Regions from separate parts of the Homo sapiens genome. Here region 1 is linked to region 2. A link is a contact called in ENCODE Hi-C data. All regions are on one chromosome and are shown on one strand. Each heading gives the region's core, a stretch centred on a gene start or an enhancer-like site at or near the end of the contact. The rest is flanking DNA. Distances are from core to core; before and after follow the strand shown. Region 1 has its middle 80 kb from the start of PRKG1. Region 2 holds the start of SGMS1 (sphingomyelin synthase 1).

What was found. Hi-C counts contacts between places; a loop is a spot of excess contacts on that map. Pooled maps may share reads with other maps.
Region 1: a map of gastrocnemius medialis shows a loop between it and region 2 (11-fold over the local background). The contact joins the enhancer-like site here to the promoter of SGMS1 in region 2. A Hi-C loop is called at or near these places in 2 of 168 maps with a recorded cell type or tissue (chondrocyte and gastrocnemius medialis) and 7 of 50 pooled maps.

The regions. Positions count from the first base shown.
Region 1 is chr10:50,992,129-50,997,522 of GRCh38, forward strand. It overlaps a transcript of PRKG1 not described here. Among named protein-coding and RNA genes, the nearest start is that of PRKG1, 80 kb to the right of the region's middle. RefSeq lists an enhancer at 1-335. Within about 2 kb of position 2,368, at least 5 of the 41 ENCODE cell types and tissues checked have a DNase peak (open chromatin) inside an H3K27ac peak, as active enhancers do.
Region 2 is chr10:50,621,066-50,626,634 of GRCh38, forward strand. It overlaps SGMS1 (sphingomyelin synthase 1), which reads right to left and starts at 2,891. Exons shown (of 11, transcript NM_147156.4): 1 at 2,642-2,891. SGMS1-AS1 (SGMS1 antisense RNA 1) reads left to right here and starts at 3,886. Exons shown (of 4, transcript NR_126411.1): 1 at 3,886-4,126. RefSeq lists enhancers at 939-1,098, 1,649-2,048, 2,760-3,288 and silencers at 2,239-2,578, 2,839-3,098, 3,147-3,304, 3,429-4,058.

The sequences.
Region 1 (5,394 bases), core at 1,118-3,617, 370 kb after region 2:
TGGACAGGGTTGGGCTCAACTTAGGGACTGAACTTGCCCAGAACCCGAGCTCTGCTGGCGGATGCGGGGACAGGGAGAGGCGGGACAGGGGCTTGTCTCTAGGGCAGGGATCCAGCCTGGAGCGTGGGGGCGAGGAGGGGAGAGGTTTATTCACAGGGTCACTTTCAAGGCAGCTGTGATGTCAGCAAGACATTGCAAAGAAACCCCACCTTCTGGACGTTTCTTTGCTCTGATTGTGCCTCTTCCAGAAGTTCAACACCTAAGGCTGCTCTAGGTTTGGAGTCCGCTCAGTGACCTTGCACCTGAAGCAGATTTGAGGCTGCTCGTCAGCCCTGTCCCAAGGTGGATAGTGCGCCCTCCCTTTTTGTTTTCCCCTGAGTCCCTCCCTGGAAAAGTTGGGATGAAGAAGGCGGAGGGGTGAGGGTAGGCTGTTTCTCCGGACGCCTCTGGGCTCCTTCCTTTCCTCCTCTCCGGCACTTTAAGAGACAAATCCTGCCAGTTCAAAGTTGTATGTCACTCCTTTGGGGTGTGCAGAGGAGGCTGGGTGGATTTTGGCCACAAGTAGGAAGCTTTTGCACTCCACTCGTCGCCTTCACCGGAGAAGGCTGATCGATTGGCTGCAGCATTAAAGCGCCTCTGGACATTAGGGAGAGGAAGTGCAGACTCCAAAGCCATTACTGGCTTTTAGTCCCTGGAAGTGCAGGGCCGAAAATGCATTTCTCAGGATATTGAATATTCCATTAGGAGTGCCTTCATGCCCGCCTACCTCTCTTAATCTTTCCCTCTTCTTAGATCATTTGCTGTCTGAGTTTGGGGCCCTCAGGGGACTCCTAAACTAGTCCCCCTCTCTCCGTTTAGCTCTCTCACTTTTGAGGCAAGCTCTTCTGAAGAGCATGTCCTTTCCACTGTCCCCATCCAGGTCAGCTCCAGGGCGCTTAGTGTCTGCCACTGGCCCACTGCACCTCCTCCGTGTCTGCCTCTGGAGTCCCTCTTGTGTATTGATTATATGGGATGGGGAGCCAGGGAGGCTGAGCAGCGGTTCAGAGTTATTAGAAGAAGACCAGGAGCTGGGAGCCAGAGTGGGGAGAAAAACAGGAATCAGGCAGAAAGGACTCCTCTTAAGGAATTGTGGGACCTTCTGAACAGCCATCTCAGAAGACAGCTTTCAGATTTCCTGAGTGACATAGTGACATTCCACTTACGAATTAACACTGTGTACATGGCACCTTTGGGCCCATCTTGCCTTGAAAGTCCCTGTTGGATGGAACAGTGGCATTTTCCTTCCTTTTCTCAGGACTGCAAACAGACCTAATATTTGGCCTTGCCCTTGCCTGGGAAGCTGCTGCTGAGTCTTGTCTCAGCCGGGCTGTGCATTCCGAGCGGCTGCCCTGCCCTGCGCTCAGCAGCTGGAATCAATCTGCCCACCTCCTTAAGAAGCCACTTCATCAGCGGTCACCCGGCAGCTGCTCGCCTCCCAGGGCTGCCGGGCTAGGGCTTTATCGCATTTTTGAAATTTCAGATTTCTGTGTCTGGGCTATGCCCCTCGAACAGTAACAGCACCGCTTTGCAGCAGGGAGGAGATTTCACCAGGATATGGAGGGGACAGGAGAAAAGCCCTCCTTCCCAGAGTCCACTGTCATTCAGGATTTGCTCTCAAAGAGGCAAGAAATCTCTAAGAATGAAAGGAGGTGTTTTGTTGTTGTTGTTGTTGTTTGTATGTACTGGGAGGAAATGGCTAATCTTGGGTATGCACACATCATCCTTCTTCTGTCCTTCTCTCTTCCCCTCCCTTTCCCAACATTTTCATGTTAGGGGTAGGAACATTCATCATGAGTGGATCATGCGCAGTAGCCGTCAGTGCATATTTGTGTCTATAGCAAATAGCTGGAGTACTTTTCTACTTCCTCTCTGTGCTGATTTACACTGGGAGTGAGGGTAAACTTTTTCCCACTCAGCGTTTAGTTTCATACTTTCAAATAGAAGTGTGGAGTTTATTTTCAGCAAGCTGACTCATTAGAGTTTAAAAAGTTTTGACAGGTATAATATATGGGGAGAGTAAACATTAGAATTATGTACTCTTCTTGGCACTTAAAGAGACAGTACTAAATTGTCCTTGGCTAGATACCTTATTTTGGCCAAGAAAGGAAATAATTTATTAAAGGATTTCTGGGATACAATATTTAATATGAAACAAGATACTTTTAAAATAAAAATTGTTTAAAAATGTTCAGATAAGGATTTGACAAGTAGATATTCCATCACCTCACCTGTAATTTTTTTTTTTTTTTTTTTTTTTTTTGAGGCGGAGTCTCGCTCTGTCGCCCAGGCTGGAGTGGAGTGGTGCGATCTCCGGCTCACTGCAAGCTCCGCCTCCCGCGTTCACGCCATTCTCCTGCCTCAGCCTCCCGAGTACACCTCACCTGTTTTTTGTAAAAGGCTGTGCCGTTCTGAAGGGCATGCTGGGGCTGAAACAGAATGCGTTATTGCAAAGCTTGTGTTCAGTTATGATTTCTGTAGCATTTGAATGATAACTATTCATGCTACAGATTCATTTCAAACTTTATCAAAATACCCAGTTTTTATACCAACAAGAACAGAAATGTAGCCTGAAAGTGCAGTCGGCCCCTTCTATCCATGGGTTCCACATCTATGGATTCAACCAACTGAGGATCAAAACTATTCAGGAAAAAAAAAAAAAAGAATGATTGTGCCTGGACTAAACATGTATAGCCTTTTCTTCTAAACAATACAGTATAACAACTATTTACATATAATTTATATTGCATTAGGTGTTATAAGTAATCTAGAGATGAGTTAAAGTGTATGAAAGGATGTGTGTAGGTTTTATGCAAATACTACACCATTTTATATAAAGGACTTGAGTATCTGTGGATTTTGGTATCCTCGGAGGTCCTGGAACCAATCGCCCATGGATACTGAAGGATGACTCTGTAGGAATTTTATTTATTGAAAAGAGTGATGAAAAACTTTTGCCTATAAACACTGCTTCAATGAATGATTACAATCTTAAAAATTTACGTAATAGGTGACAAAAATATCTTAAGCATGTATCGTAGACGAAGGAAATGGAATTCATTAACGACTGTAATCTAGTCAGTCCAATTAGCCAGATTTCTATGTGTCCACAGAGGGTATAATGCACAATCTCCATTAAGAATGATCTAAGTATCTAAGGAATGCTTAGATGAAAATTATACTAGGAAAGGAAGATCTGAGCTCTCAGCATAAGTATCAAGTGTACAATACGATGATCATGTTTAAAAAGAACATATCCGACTTATTGCGGTACTCATTTTTAGATCCCTTAAGAAATGTCCAGTAGGGATCAAGTGATTATCTTTGAAAACTGCAAGCTGTTTTGGATGATGGTGATGATATTTTACATTTATATTTTAAATACTGTTTTTCTGCCAAAGAACTCCAAGTGTTTTACATAGATCTCTGTGAACTCTTGATTTTCTTAATGAATATACTCCACATCAAGAATTACCTATTATCCTTAATCCTTTCCCTTACTCTTTTTGCATACACCCAAACTCCTTATTTTGGCTGCCTAGTTAGCCAGTGTATGCTCAGGAACCGCACACAATTTTTTAATGAGTTTAAGGAAAGGCTAGAATCAATATTAATCTGTTACAGGAATAAAAATAGACGTATTCCAGACACATTTGAGTTATTCTTGTCATGAATCGCTTGATTCTTGATAATGTAAATTGATCATTTGGAACTGGAACTTCCTTTCACTGGGGCATGGATGCCTTGGGATGGATGCCCCAGAAAACTCATTACCTTTTGTCTCTCTGATCCAATTCACATTTGATTTGACCTTAGGACGAAATCAAGGAGTTTGGCCTACTTCTTATATAAGCAAGGTCAATGAAGTGAGTAGGTCTTAGCTGAATTCTGGGTCCAGAGTCAATTATTTATTAACTGATCATGTGGAAAATACACAATGCTATAAAATAGCAATGAAAGCAATAATAGAGATAGCTAATCTTAGCAATCTTAGAGCTGTGCTGAGCTATTTACCTGCACTAGCTCATCATTTTCTCACAGCAGCCCTAAAAGACGTCCCCACTTTTCAGGCGAGGAATCTGAGGCTTGAAGAAATTTAAGTCACCTGTCTAAGGTGTCACTACTAGGAAATGCCATAAAGTTTCAAACCTAAATCTCGAAGAGTTTAGAGCCCAAGTACTCAACCACTATACTATATGAACTTGGAATAGGACTGGTTCTAGTTTAGTAAGTGGGGAATCCTTCTAAATAGGAAGAAATGAACCTTCCCTAAATTAGAATGGGAGTTAAAAGTCTTAGAGCCAATGATAGGCTAACCTCATGAAAAAGTGACCAGTGAATCTTTGTATCTAGCACATGTCCATTGGATCTGCTGTGCCAGGCTGGAATTTCCTCAGTTAGCCCTGCTCTTGGGGTTGCCATTTACCAGTCCTTCATCTTCTTCCTTCCTCATCCAACTTCTCTAGCTCAGTGCTGTGTTACAGGCAGGGCATATGATAATACAGTTATGAAGGATGTGAAAATGACCTTGGTTGCCTCCTTTGAATACCCTTTGCTATTTGTCACTTGTGTCATTCATGCTAATCCCTTCATCCCTACCTTTCCCACCATCAACATGGATTGATTACTGGCTGATAATATGCCAAGATATTAACCTGTTACCTCTTTCTGATGAACGTGGTGATGTGCTAACAGGAGCTTTTGGGAGAGGATATTTATTTAATTTACTCAGCTGAGTAATATTTCTGACAAGATTTTAAGGGGAGGAAGGCTGAGGAAGGGAAAGGAAAATTTTTAGGCAGCACGGCTTGTAAACATCCTTGTATCTTGCCAGATGTGATTTGAAGAGGACAGGGCTTGAGCATAAGCACTTCATACATGCTTTCAGTCAAGGCTGTACAGGAGGTGGTAGTGTCTTGATTTTAGTGATGAGAAAACTGAGCAAATCCTCGTGGAAGTGTCCTTTAAAGGATCTCGGAAATAAGACCTGAAAGAAAATTTGGGTTGTTTGTTTTTTTATTTTGCATCGGTACCAGAGTTGGTGAATTGAGGTCTTCAACTTATCTGTTTAACTTGTTATTTAAGACACATTGATTTTGCTTTGGGGTTAGTTCAAGTTCCAGAGTCTTGTGCATTTTCCAAATGTATTTCTAATACACCAGGAGTTCTTGTTCCATTTGAATTACCAATATATGCACAGGTTGAAAGTTTACATTTAATCATGTATTCACTGGAAATTTGACCCTCATGAAACTATTTCTAACAGACCTGAAAAAACAAAAGATGTCGTATCTTTTTCCTCTTTCCTGACTACGGTCCTGTTTCCTAGTGCCCTCTCACCATAACATGTAAGAGATG
Region 2 (5,569 bases), core at 1,641-4,140:
CTCGGGAGGCTGAGGTAAGAGAATCCCCTGAGCCTGGAGAGTTCAAAGCTACAGTAAGCCGAGATTGTACCACTGCACTCCATCCTGGGTGACAGAATAAAACCCTGTCTCAAAAGAAAAACAAACAAAAAAAAACTGATGGCTATACTTAGGAGTCAGGAGTCCGTTTGGTTTTCATGACGTATGTTAACAAAGCACACCATTTCTCTAGCTGAAATGTAGGATCTGCCCCAAGTTTGAAAATTAATAAATTTAACCAGAAAAGTAAAAGAATCAAGTTTTCAAGCTAAAATTGAATGTTTATGGTCAACCCAGCAATCATGTCTTACGAAAACATAAATATTCTTTAAATGTCAATGTGCAAAGGTATTGATGCATATATTTTACTCTAACCATATTAATACAGACTTAAAAATAGATGATGAACATGGTAAATACTGGTAAACTCTTCTGTTATGAAGAATTTTTAAAATTTCAGCTGCAGAGGCATGTATTGAATACAAGTTAGACACTGTGCAAGATGCTAGAAATCTTCCAATGAGTAAGATACTGGTTTAATAACCGTGTCCCTCTGATGTCAATTTAATACATCTCTGGAGTTAATGTCTTTTATTAAAAAGTTTCCGGAAATTTCAAATAGCTCACTATCATCACTGAAGAGTTGCAGAAATGTATCTTATTATTTTACTAAAAACATAAATTTCTATTCTGTGAAGCAGAAATGGAAGGAAAGGCCACTTCACTGTTTTTACATATCACTGTCACTTTCTGCAGAGTAACTACTTAAAACTGCATGGCGGCAGCAGCCACCCCACTGCTACCCAGCAGGTCACAGAGATGCAGAGACTCAAAAACATGCTATATATTGCTGTATATTTTAAGAGGCGCAGTAAGGAAACTCGAAATACCAGGGCCTCCAGAGCTAAACAGGAAGCAAGATAAGACAAGTGAGCTGCCACAGGCAGAAGGCAGCACCTGGAGGTTCCCCCAAAGCTGGCGCCTCCGACAGCAGGCACAGGCTGCTGCTTGCTTGCTTGCTTGCTTCTTTGCTTGGCCACGGCATGTCTTCAGAGCTGGAAGGCTGCCACCTGCTGAATCACCAAACATCCCTGGGCTTCCCTTGGAGCACTGACCAGACAGGCACCCATCCCCCGCAGCCTTCGCCCGTGGACGTTTCACACCCCGACCAATGAAACGCCCCGCCCTCTCCCCTTCTGCACAGGCCAAAACAGCCGCCAACCCCTTTCCATCTGGGCAGCTCTAGGCAACACCCATCGCGTTCCTACGTCACCAGTCCCACTCCTCTCCTTCGGCCCACTCAGTCCCCCCTGAATGTTTCAACCCCCAGTGCCAGGAAGCGTGGGGAGTTCACAGCACAGCACATCAGACATTCGCCACTTCCACATCCAGGGAGCCAACTAGAAACATCCCCAAACCTAAAAGCAAAATAACCTGTCCAAACAGCTTTAAAGGTCCAGGAAGATAAATGTCAAGGGAGCTAAAATAGTCGACAGGCCCCAGAACATAGAAAATAAACTTCCCTTTCAGAAAGCAGCCTTCACTTGGTTTCGTAAGCGTGTACCGCTGAAGTCTGTACTGTTTGAAGGTGAAAAGAAACATCTGAGAAGCACCTGCCTGGATTCTCTTCGCTCCCTCCGGCCATGACAACCCTTATCCCGATTTCTACTTCGCGGCACCAAAGAGGAAAGCAGCATTCACCAGAACGCTCCAGGCTGAATCCGTTAGCTGGACTAGGGCACTCTATCCGGCCCACGGGAGGACGCCACAAGCCCGAGTTCGGGTTAAGACGGTGGGAGAGGCAGCCGCTGCTGCTGCTGTTTTGCCCTTGACACGTCGCTGGGGGATAGCGCAGACCCCCTCTGTCACGGAAAAGCGGCGTCCTGGAGAGACTGTCCAGTTCTGGGCTGCGCCGATTCCCCTCCAGGCCTTGCCCCTAAACGTCCCCGCCCCGCGGGGGCAGCCCTGCGGGGTCTCAGAGCCGCCCGCGAGCCTGGCGGGCTGTTACGCGGCCTGGAGAGAAGGGGAGCGCTCCTCGGGGAGGGGGGGTCCCACCTGTTTTGTCGTCAGGGGGCATCGAGGGGCTACGGTGGGGGGATCCCGAAATAGTGGGCGCCTGGCCGGCTGCGATCTGGACCGAAGGTACCAACTGTCACACCGCCACCTAGGCTGTGGGGGTGGAGCCGTGATTGGAGTCGGCCCCTGGGTGGGGGTCTCCGGACCCCGGGCGGGCTACTGCCCAAAGGCTCCCCGCCTCCCGATCGCCCCAATCCGACACCAGGCAGCCTTCCAGCCCGCACGCAGTAGCTCTGAAAAGGTGCCCACTGACGCCTCCTCCTTCCTCCCCGCCCCAACTTAGCCGGGGAGCCCCGCCGGCGGCCCGCCCCCTCCGAGCCCGGATCCCGGCCGCCGGACCTCCCCGCTGTGACCACCCACGGGAGCAGCAGCTCTGGAGGACTGCCCGCCAGGTACGCGCGCGGCACCGCGCGGGCTGCGCTCACGCCCCCTCGCCCCAGAGCAGCCCGCCCGCTGCTCCCCGGCATAAGGCCGGGCCCGCGAGACAGGTGTCCGATCGGCCCCCGCAACCGTGAGGCCGGCTGTCTGTCCCTGCCCCACGACTCACTTGCACTGGAGTCACGGCAGCCGCCGGAATTCCGCTCGCGGAGCCCCCGCCGCGGAATGAAATCCGGGGCAGGGCAGCGTCGGGGCTCCGCACCCCAATCGCGCTCTCCGACCGGCTCCCTAGGCGCGAGGGGAGAGCAGTCAGCCCAGGCCGGTCCTTCTCACTCCCGACCTGCCCGCCGCCTGCCGCCCGCAGCCGCTGCCCCGCTGGTGCGAACGCTTTCGACTTGCCACCGCGAGCCTCCCGGGCTGCCGAGCATGCCCAGTCCGCTGCCCGAGCCGGCCCGGCTTCCCGCGCGACGCGACTCCGCTCCTCCGGGTGTTCACTGCGGCCGGGGGGGCGGGCCGGCCGGGCGGGGTCCGCGGGGGGCTCCTCCCGGGACCGAGCGGGACCCCGAACCAAGGGACAGTCGCAGTTTGGGCCCCTTGAATTTTACTTTCAAGTAATGGGAAACTGAGGAGGCGGGCGCTTTCCCCAGCGTTTTTAGGGGCCCACTAAGTAAGGCCTAGCGGGAGCCAGATTTTACAATCTGGGACGGTAAATCCCTTGGGGCAGGGCCGGAGACGGGAGCCGCTAGAGCTGGTCACAAAGCAGGGAACGCAAACTCAGCCTGCTGGAAGCCAGGCACGAGTTTGCGAACTACTACTGGATTCTTTTTCCCACCAAGCCCAAGGGCTGCGACACTTGGGATTAATGCCCAATGGATCATTCCTAGGAAACGGCCGACCTGACTATTCGGCCCATTTTCAAACCTCTAACCATAGACTCTCATCTTTCTCCCACAACAGAAAAAAAAAGCCTCTGGCGACGCCTGGGAGCGCGACGGAGGCGCAAGAGCTCTAACCGCGCGAGGTGAAAACTCCGACTGCGTCAGAGCCGCCCCGCCCCGCCTGGGGCCCACCTTCCGCCGCCCCTCCGAGCTGCGGCGAAAACCCGGAGAGCGGCTAGGCCGGGGTCGGAGCCCGCGCATGCCCAGTAGCCCCACGTGGTGCAAGTCGCCTGAAGGAAGGTTTTCCTCTGCTCCCCGAGCGAAGCCCCAGCGCCCAAGTTAGGATGGACAGCGGGGAGAGCTGGCCTTCCCGCCCCGATGCCCGCCGTCCCTGGCCGGCCCGCGCCGCACCTCGGTGGCCTACAGGCAGCCCGAGGCCGTGCCTCCCGCGGGGTCGGGGACTTGGCGAGCGGGGGAAGGGGCGCGGCTACGGGCCCGGCGTACCACGTGACTGTCCGCGGCGCTCCGGGCAGCCATCTTCCGCCCGGCCATCGGGCCGCGGGCGCTCGGAACCGACCTGGGAGCTGGCGGGACCGTCCTCCCCCGCCACGCCCTCCCATCGGGCTTTGGGCGCCGGACTCTGGCCACCGCTCGGCACCTGCCTCCGCCTCGCCTTGGGGTATAGGAGTCCTGTACCGACCCCTGGCTTGCCCAGAGGACAGGTTCTCGCCCGGGCCAGAAGCAAACTGCGGCGAAATCGAGACAACAGAACTCAGGTGGCGGAGGGTCCCCGCTTTTCCCCAGAGGCGGAAGTTGGCGAGGGAGTCCTCTTCCGTTATCCAGCGAGAGCGCTGCTCTGGCTGCCTCCCGGTTCTAACCTAGTCCCTGCAGAGGAGTGATGTACCGGCAGGGACATTGGACAGAGGCCGTGCTCTTCCCTGCAGCGCATACCCCGCGGCCCCTGCTGGTGGGCCGCTTCGATGGTGCTGAGGTTCATAGTGAATATTTATTGAGCGCCTGCCTCGAGTCCCTTGGGTTTCCTGTTGTCTCGGGACCTGCCGCGTCACTATCACCCTAGAATTTGTTAGAAATGCACGTTTTCGGCCCCACCTAGACCTACAGAACCAGAAACTGCGGGTGGAGTCCTGCAATATGATTAACAAAGCCCTCCGGGTAGTTGTCATGGACGCCTCTATATTTCAGCTAAGCAGTCCATTTTAATAAGCTAGGCAGTGAAAATTTCCATAGTTTTCCCCAAAGCACAGTGAGGAGTCAGGGATTCAAAATGAGGCAATCTGCCCCAATGCAGGCGTTTTATTGCACCCTCCACTCCTGGCTCCTCTGGTTTTTTCGCCCGTAAGACACAGTACTGCTCTTCTCAGGAAGATTAGGAAAGTACATTTGTCACATACGCTTTTCAAGCACGGCTTTAAAATAACAACTGAAATTCAGTTCAACTGCATGTTTTGAGTATCTACTGGGAGCAAGGCTCTGTGAAGTATAGTAGCCCTACTGGTTATGTTTATCAGTTTGCACCTAAAAGGTGAAAGGAAGGCTTGCTTTCTTGTGATGTAAATTTTTTCAAACTAAGGGAGTGCCAGAAAACTGCTGGCTGCTTTCTCTCCCGTGTTGGTTTCTCTCCAGTGCTATCCAGAATATGCTGTAAGCTCTGGACTTCCTGAAACAAAGGTCCAAGTAAGCATCTGGTCTTTGATGTACTTTAAAATGCACCCCACCCCCACATGAAAGATAACTAAATTTTTCAAAATATTAATACTTCTTGAATGTAAATCGTGTGTCTAAGGTACTGGCATAATTTTTTTTTTCAAATTTTCTATATGTTTGAAATGTTTCATAATAAAATCCTTTTAAATTTTTTTCCATGTGTAATTTTAGGATGATATATATATAGCACATGGAAAAAAGCAGGGCATAGAAGTATTTCCACTTTAATTTCAGTTTCATAAAATCAGAGAGAAAAAGTCATAGATATATACACCATACATAAAAAATAAAAGCGTAAATAAATACAGAAAGAAATCTAAAGAGAAATCACCATAGCAGTAAAAGTAAATTCTGTGTGAAGTGGTTATAAGAGACACTAAGAGTTGCCCCTCCTTGAAATTATATTTAGTTATGGTCCTTAAGTCACTATTATTTGTAACCAAAAAAAAAAATTGAATAAAAATAGTTCTCCCTCTTTAGTCCATCCAATCCTA